Linked DNA regions of Homo sapiens: region 2 is linked to region 1. Evidence: chromatin loops called from intact Hi-C (ENCODE). Cell type or tissue: PC-3. All regions are shown on one strand. Each heading gives the region's core, and the rest is flanking DNA. Links, peaks and the distances in the headings are about the cores only. Region 1 overlaps ZMIZ1 (zinc finger MIZ-type containing 1). Region 2 overlaps LOC105378383 (a long non-coding RNA gene).

Region 1 (2,901 bases), core at 175-2,674:
ACACCGGATGAGTGTGCCAGGCTTCTCTGCTGCCGGTTCCTCTCCCCATGAACTCACTACTCCTCTAAGAACTTTCAGTGGCTCCCCACTGCCTACGAAATCTAGTCCTAATCCTGACCTGTAATGTTTCCCTCACAGGGAAAAGGCTGATTCAAAGGGAAGGGCCGCAGGGGGCCCAGCACTGTGTCCCCAAATCTTAAGGACTTCTCACAGCACCCTAAGACACTGGCTCTGAAAGGTCCACTTGCCAGATGCAGACACTGAGGCTCAGAGCAGCAATGTGTCCAAGGCCACCAGAGTCTGAGCTGTGGCCACCCCATGGCAGGGGCTTGGCTGCTCAGGTGCCTGGTCTTCCCTGCTGCTGACAAGCTTTCAGCTCGCCCAGGAGCTCAAGGTGGCCCCCGGATCTGTCTTAACCCATCCAATGTCACAACGACTCTGGTCTTTCCCCGTGGTGCCCTGACCCCTCTGCTTGGCCCCCTTTAAGACACAGTTGATTCCCTAAGCTGCTACCCCTGCTGATACTGAGGTGGGCTTGGGCTTACTTGGGGAGGTGGGTCATGGGTCAGAGAGCACCCACCAGGAGGGAGGAAGAGGATGGGGTTGGGAGGGTGGTGGGACAGCCTGCCCCTCAGCACAGCCCCATCCCTGCTTCTGGCCCAGCTCCCTGAGCAGAGCTGAGAGACGGAGGCATGCTCCGTCGCCCGGCTTCTGGGAGATGAGAGAAGGGGCTCCTTTCCAGGCAGACAGGGGTGGATGGGGAGGTTTTGTGTTATCACCCCCCAAGCCTGGCTGTCTTCACAGGGCACACATTCAACCCACCCCAAACCCTTTATCCCATGGGATGCTCATTGCTGGGCAGAGCGTCTGCCTCTCCCTGTTTTTCTACAGATGAGACCCAGAGTGGCTGAGTGACTTGCCCAGGTGCACCAGCAGGTTGGTGGAGGATCCCAGACCAAGAGCCCCAGCCTCCTGGCTCCCAGGCCTAGTCCCACTGTGAGGTTTCTCCTGCTAGGTCCCCAAGGGTCACAGGCTTTGTCTGAGAGGAGATAAGTCATTAGCATGTGTGGGGGGTGCAGGACGGGCGTGGGCCCAGAGCTGCCACCACGGGGAGGCCCAGGGAGGGGGTCAGCGCAGGCCAGAGGCAGGGCGGCCCGAGGTCGGGCTTCCTTTCTCAAGAGGGCAGGATTCCTGGCAGCAGCTCTCATGGGAAATAGGAGAAGTGCCAGCCGTAGAGAATACGGGGTGGGGCAAAGGTGGTGTCTGGGCAGGGCTTCCTGTTGGGTGGGCGGGTGGCCACTCGCCGAGGCCTAGTGACCTGCACGGCTGCGGCCCGGGGCCAGGCCAGGGTTGGGTTTCGCCTCATCCCTGGCTCAGGCCCAGGCCACCCTGAGCCCCATCCTCCAGCCCCGCCCTGGCTTCCTGTCCCACTGGCCCCACCCAGCCCAGGGGAGAGGGAGGGCCGAGCAAGCCTCCTCAGAAGCACCAATGCTTTCTGGGGGCTGGAGTGGGCAGGCCACGCTGGCCTGCTTAGTGGCCTTTGGCCTCTTACCTCTAGGCCTCCCACCGTTCATTTTCCAGTGTGAGGCCTCGACAAAAGTGCTGCTGGGTTTTCTTCCCAGGAGGGCACACTTCAGACACAGCTGAGCGGGGGCCCCTGATTGAATCCCTGCCTTTCCAAGTCAGCAGACAGCAGTGTCCCCTGGGAGAAGTCATGCCCAAGAGACCAGGATGAGAGGAAGAGTGAACCAAGGCCAAGTTCAGGCTTCGAATGCAGAACTTCCTGGAGGGCGAGCTCTTGCAGAAGGCGTGCCACCCCACGGGGCCACGCAGCCCCACATGAGGACAACGTGATGTCAACCACAGGCACAGCGCCTAGAGAAAGACCCCTTCACCCCACCCTGACTTGGCATGCCTGAACCCCTGAAGTGTCTGGAGGAGTCTGGGTGGGAGGGGAGCTTGGCCCAGGGGCTGCAAGGCTACCCATGGCCTCCAGGTGAATCCAGCCCATTCCCTGTGGCCTCAGGAACTGGAGGCTCACCTGTCCACAGGTTGGGGGTATGGTGGGAGTGCAGAGGTTGGCAGCCCGACCCAGTGAGGGCAGAGATCTGAACAGAGGCCCTCAGCCCTCTCCAGTCCCCTCTCCTGCCCATTCATGCTCTCCCAGGGCAGAGGGACTCAGAAAGCAAATAGGCCAGAGAGCAAGGAGGACTCTTCCAGCTGGCCGACAGCCCACCAGGGACAAAAGCCTCTTGGCTTAGTGCTGGGGATGAACACAGATGGGAGGGGGTGTGGGCCTGCCTGGGGCCCAGCCTTGCTCGAGATTACCCCAGGGACAGGGACAGAGATAGGGACAGAGCAGGGATCCAGGTCTCCTGCCTGTACCAAAGGCAGCCCAAGGGCCTCCTCATGAAGGCAAACTCACAGCAGTCCCTCCTGGCTCCGGGAGCTCCTGAGTGGTGAGAAGGTGGGTCAGCCCAGCTTAGGCAGGAACTGACTTTAGCCACACCCTGGCTGCCAGCGCAGGCCACTGATGACTTGTCCAGATTACCCCAATCAAACAGGCCCTGGCGGGGCCACGTACAGACCCAGCTTGATGCTCTGCCTGCAGGGAGGAAAGCCCGGGAGGGACTCAATTGGAAACTGCCAAGGGCCTAAAGTCTGTGGCCCTAAGACAAGCAGGGTGGAAGACAGAAGTCAGCGTCAGCCTGGTGGGAGGCCAGGACCCCATGTCCCAGGAGGAACTACAAGACGGCAGTAGTAAGCCTCGTGACCCCAGAGATATGCAAGCTGAGGCTGGGGACATACAGGCCTAGGCAGCATTCTGGGATGCTGACCCAGCAGCTTTATTAAAAACCCCGGCCCAGAATCCACATTCAGTTGTAGGTGGCATGATGGCGG
Region 2 (2,901 bases), core at 234-2,733, 300 kb before region 1:
CGCGTGTGTGCGCACGTGTGTGTGTGTGTGTGTGTGTGTGTGTGTTTCAGAACTACCTGCGATTTCAGGCATCCACTGGGAGTCTTGGAATGTATTCCCCATGGATAAGAGGGGGCTACTATGTGATTGCTGCCCGTAGCTCCTATATGACATTAGACACCACTTTTCTGAGGATGGTTCCTCAGGGAGCAGGAAGCCCACTAGGCCTGCTCCAGTGACTTCTAGGTCCAGGGTGTTCTGCCAGTTTTCCCAGACCACACACAAACCCTAGGCTCCTCACACCCAGGCTGGGACCCCTCATGCCCATGTCATACTGTCCAGCCATGAAACCAAGCAGGCATTCTCTTAGGGCTTCTAGAGGCCAGGGCCCTCAAAGTGTCTCCTGCCTCCCCGTGTCATCTGGGATTCCAACAGCAGTGGGAAGATTTTATACACTAGGAAATGGTCCAGGGGAGGAGACTCAACTTGTCAGTGTCACACAGCCCAGGAAGTGACAGTCTCCAAAGCCCCAGGCACTTTCCACACCTTGGAACCTGCAAGGAGCGGTAGGCTGAGTTTAAGATTCAAGGACCTACCCACCCTTTGCTGCTCAAGATAAACTTAAAGGCTACTCAAGAGCCTGTGGGTGGGGCCTGGAGTGGTCAGACTGCCCTTATGGTTTTGCCATCTGTGCACTGCACAAAGAAGTTGGGGGCTAGTTGGGGCTGAAATCTGGTTAGTGTAAACAGCAGGGCTGCATCCATGGAAGGAGGAGGTACTCTGTGTGTGTGTGTGTGTGTGTGTGTGTATGTAAAGGTGACTTGAGAGAGAGAGTGTGTGTGTGTGTGTGTGTATGTGTGTGTGTAAAGGTGCCTTGAAACCTGGATTTTAGCTCACTGGGTTGGTTCTATGGCAAAAAGAGCAATTACTTTTGCACCAACCTAATAATTCTGCACAGTCACCATAGGGTTTAGAGAGCAGCCTGGGAAGGTGGATATAAAGTTAACATGGCAAATAATTTGCGTCTTCAGGGCCAATTCCAGCATCTCATTAGTGGTGACGTGGGGTGCTGTATTGAGCAGGAACCTGAAGTCTTGCCTGGGAAGGGGATCCGCACTCAGAGAGGTCTGTCCTGGGTGGGGGATGGGGCAGTGGTGCCTGTAAGGAGAGTATTTGCCATTTTGCCATCTCTGCTGTAAACTGACACCTTCTGTGTCAACACACAGTCCAAAGGAACCCAATGCCCAGCCCTGGCCTAAAGGAGAGGCAAATCTTAGCTTTGTCAGTGTGTGCTTTGCTATTTATTCCTGACACATGGAGTGTGGGTGGTTTGAAGAGGGTTAGGGGTTCCTTCACCTGATAAATCACCATGGGGCGTTTTTTACAGAAATGAGAAGCATCAATTTGCACAGGATTGTGAAGCCCCATCTTCTGCCCCTGCTCATCTCTGCTTGCCTCCTGGGCTGAATTTGAAGGCTGACTCCCTCATAAAGACCAACTGCTTCCTCTTCTTGCCCAGGTTTCTCCTGCTTCTCTGAGCTCAAGGCTCTTGGTTTGATACTCCACCAAACACTTATCAGACCTGTTACCTGGGCAACTTTAGGAGCAGACTTTTTCCTACTTGTCCCCTCCTGCCCACATTTCTCCAGATAAATTGAATATTACTGTTACTGCAAGTATCAATATCACCCTCCCGTCACGCATGACTGCCTACTCACTCAGGGAACAGCAAAGCTCCTTCCTCTTTGCATCCTCCTTGGATCCTGTCAGTCACTGTAGAAGTTGGTAAGGATGGGATCAACATTCCCATCTGATACCTGGAAAAACTGAGGTTTACAGAGAGGGCAGGCCTACCCAAGGTCACTGGGCCAGGTCTTTCCTCCAAATCTTGTGTTCATTCCACTGACCCATTCTGGAGACTGTGGGATGGCTGGAGCCACTGGACAGGGAAGGGGACAGGGATGTGAGCCTCACCTGGGTGCTCCCTCCTGCCTTCCAGTCTGAGGACAGTATATGGGGCCAGAGCTGCCACACCTGAATGCTGCCACACTGGGATCAATGAAGAGAGAGCTGGGAGGTAGTAGTGGGTTAGGAGCAGGTGGCTTAGCTATCAGGTTTACTGAGAGACCCTGGGATGGTTCTTTTCCTTCTCTGGGCCATGGTACCTCCTCCTTTGTAAAGTGAGGGCTTGGAACCTCTGACATTTTAAATGCAGAGTTCCTTAGTGTGCACATGATAGGGCAAGAAGGTGCAGAGTTTGGGCGTGGCCCGGTCTTCTGGCCTGGTACCTAGGCCTCTGATACCCATCTGGTCACTCTCACCTATTACCCTCTCCCACCGTACATGTTGTTTCAGGGGATCCTGGAGCATGCATTCCCAGCAGCTGGCTGAGGGCTGACCTTAGGTCAATCAGTTGCCATCCAGGCAAACTGCCTATAGGATGCTCATATTTATTAGTCACCTACTGGGTACAGAGCCCACATGTTGAGCAGCTGTCCTGTGGGCAAGGAGAGGGAGAAAAGTACAAAACCAAAGAAGCCGCTCAGGCTTCAAAGAGGAGCAAAATCTGGGCATCCATGCGTCTCTCCACCTATTCATTCAATCATCAACCCAGCAACTATTTCCTGATTATTTACTATCTATGCTCCAGGCTCTGGGTAGAAACTATGTTGGGGAGAAAGAGGCAGAGGCCATCAATGTGGTCACCAGGCATGATAAACACCTTCTTGGCATCAAATCACTCTGAAGGACACAGGGAAGGATCAGAGGTTTCTCTAAGCAGGTGTCAGATTCCTAGTTATGTCCCCTCCCTGAACAGCAGTTTTCTCTATAAAATCTAGGGAAGGTCTTATCAGTGGTTCCAAATCCTACCTCCATCCTTGGAAGCTCAAAGACAGCAGCAGAGTTCCAGAGATAATCCCA

What was found. A loop is a pair of places that touch in the nucleus more often than their neighbours do. Peaks named below come from ENCODE experiments on the same cell type or tissue, not always from the same donor. Only the 100,000 strongest peaks of a DNase experiment are listed, where the experiment ranks them.
Region 2: it touches region 1 in a loop (14-fold over the local background); 3 of 110 quality-filtered maps call a loop at or near these places.

The regions. Positions count from the first base shown.
Region 1 is chr10:79,148,603-79,151,503 of GRCh38, reverse strand. The region is part of intron 3 of ZMIZ1 (zinc finger MIZ-type containing 1); the gene reads right to left. Among named protein-coding and RNA genes, the nearest start is that of ZMIZ1, 81 kb to the right of the region's middle. RefSeq lists silencers at 1,302-1,381, 1,442-1,501. In PC-3, for the core only: no CTCF peak of the experiment used is centred there; DNase peaks (open chromatin) are centred at 1,313 and 2,503; H3K4me3 peaks cover 1,247 bases; H3K27ac peaks cover 2,500 bases.
Region 2 is chr10:79,447,643-79,450,543 of GRCh38, reverse strand. LOC105378383 (a long non-coding RNA gene) reads right to left here. Exons shown (of 4, transcript XR_946104.4): 1 at 1,698-2,901. Among named protein-coding and RNA genes, the nearest start is that of ZCCHC24, 3.5 kb to the right of the region's middle. In PC-3, for the core only: no CTCF peak of the experiment used is centred there; a DNase peak (open chromatin) is centred at 1,203.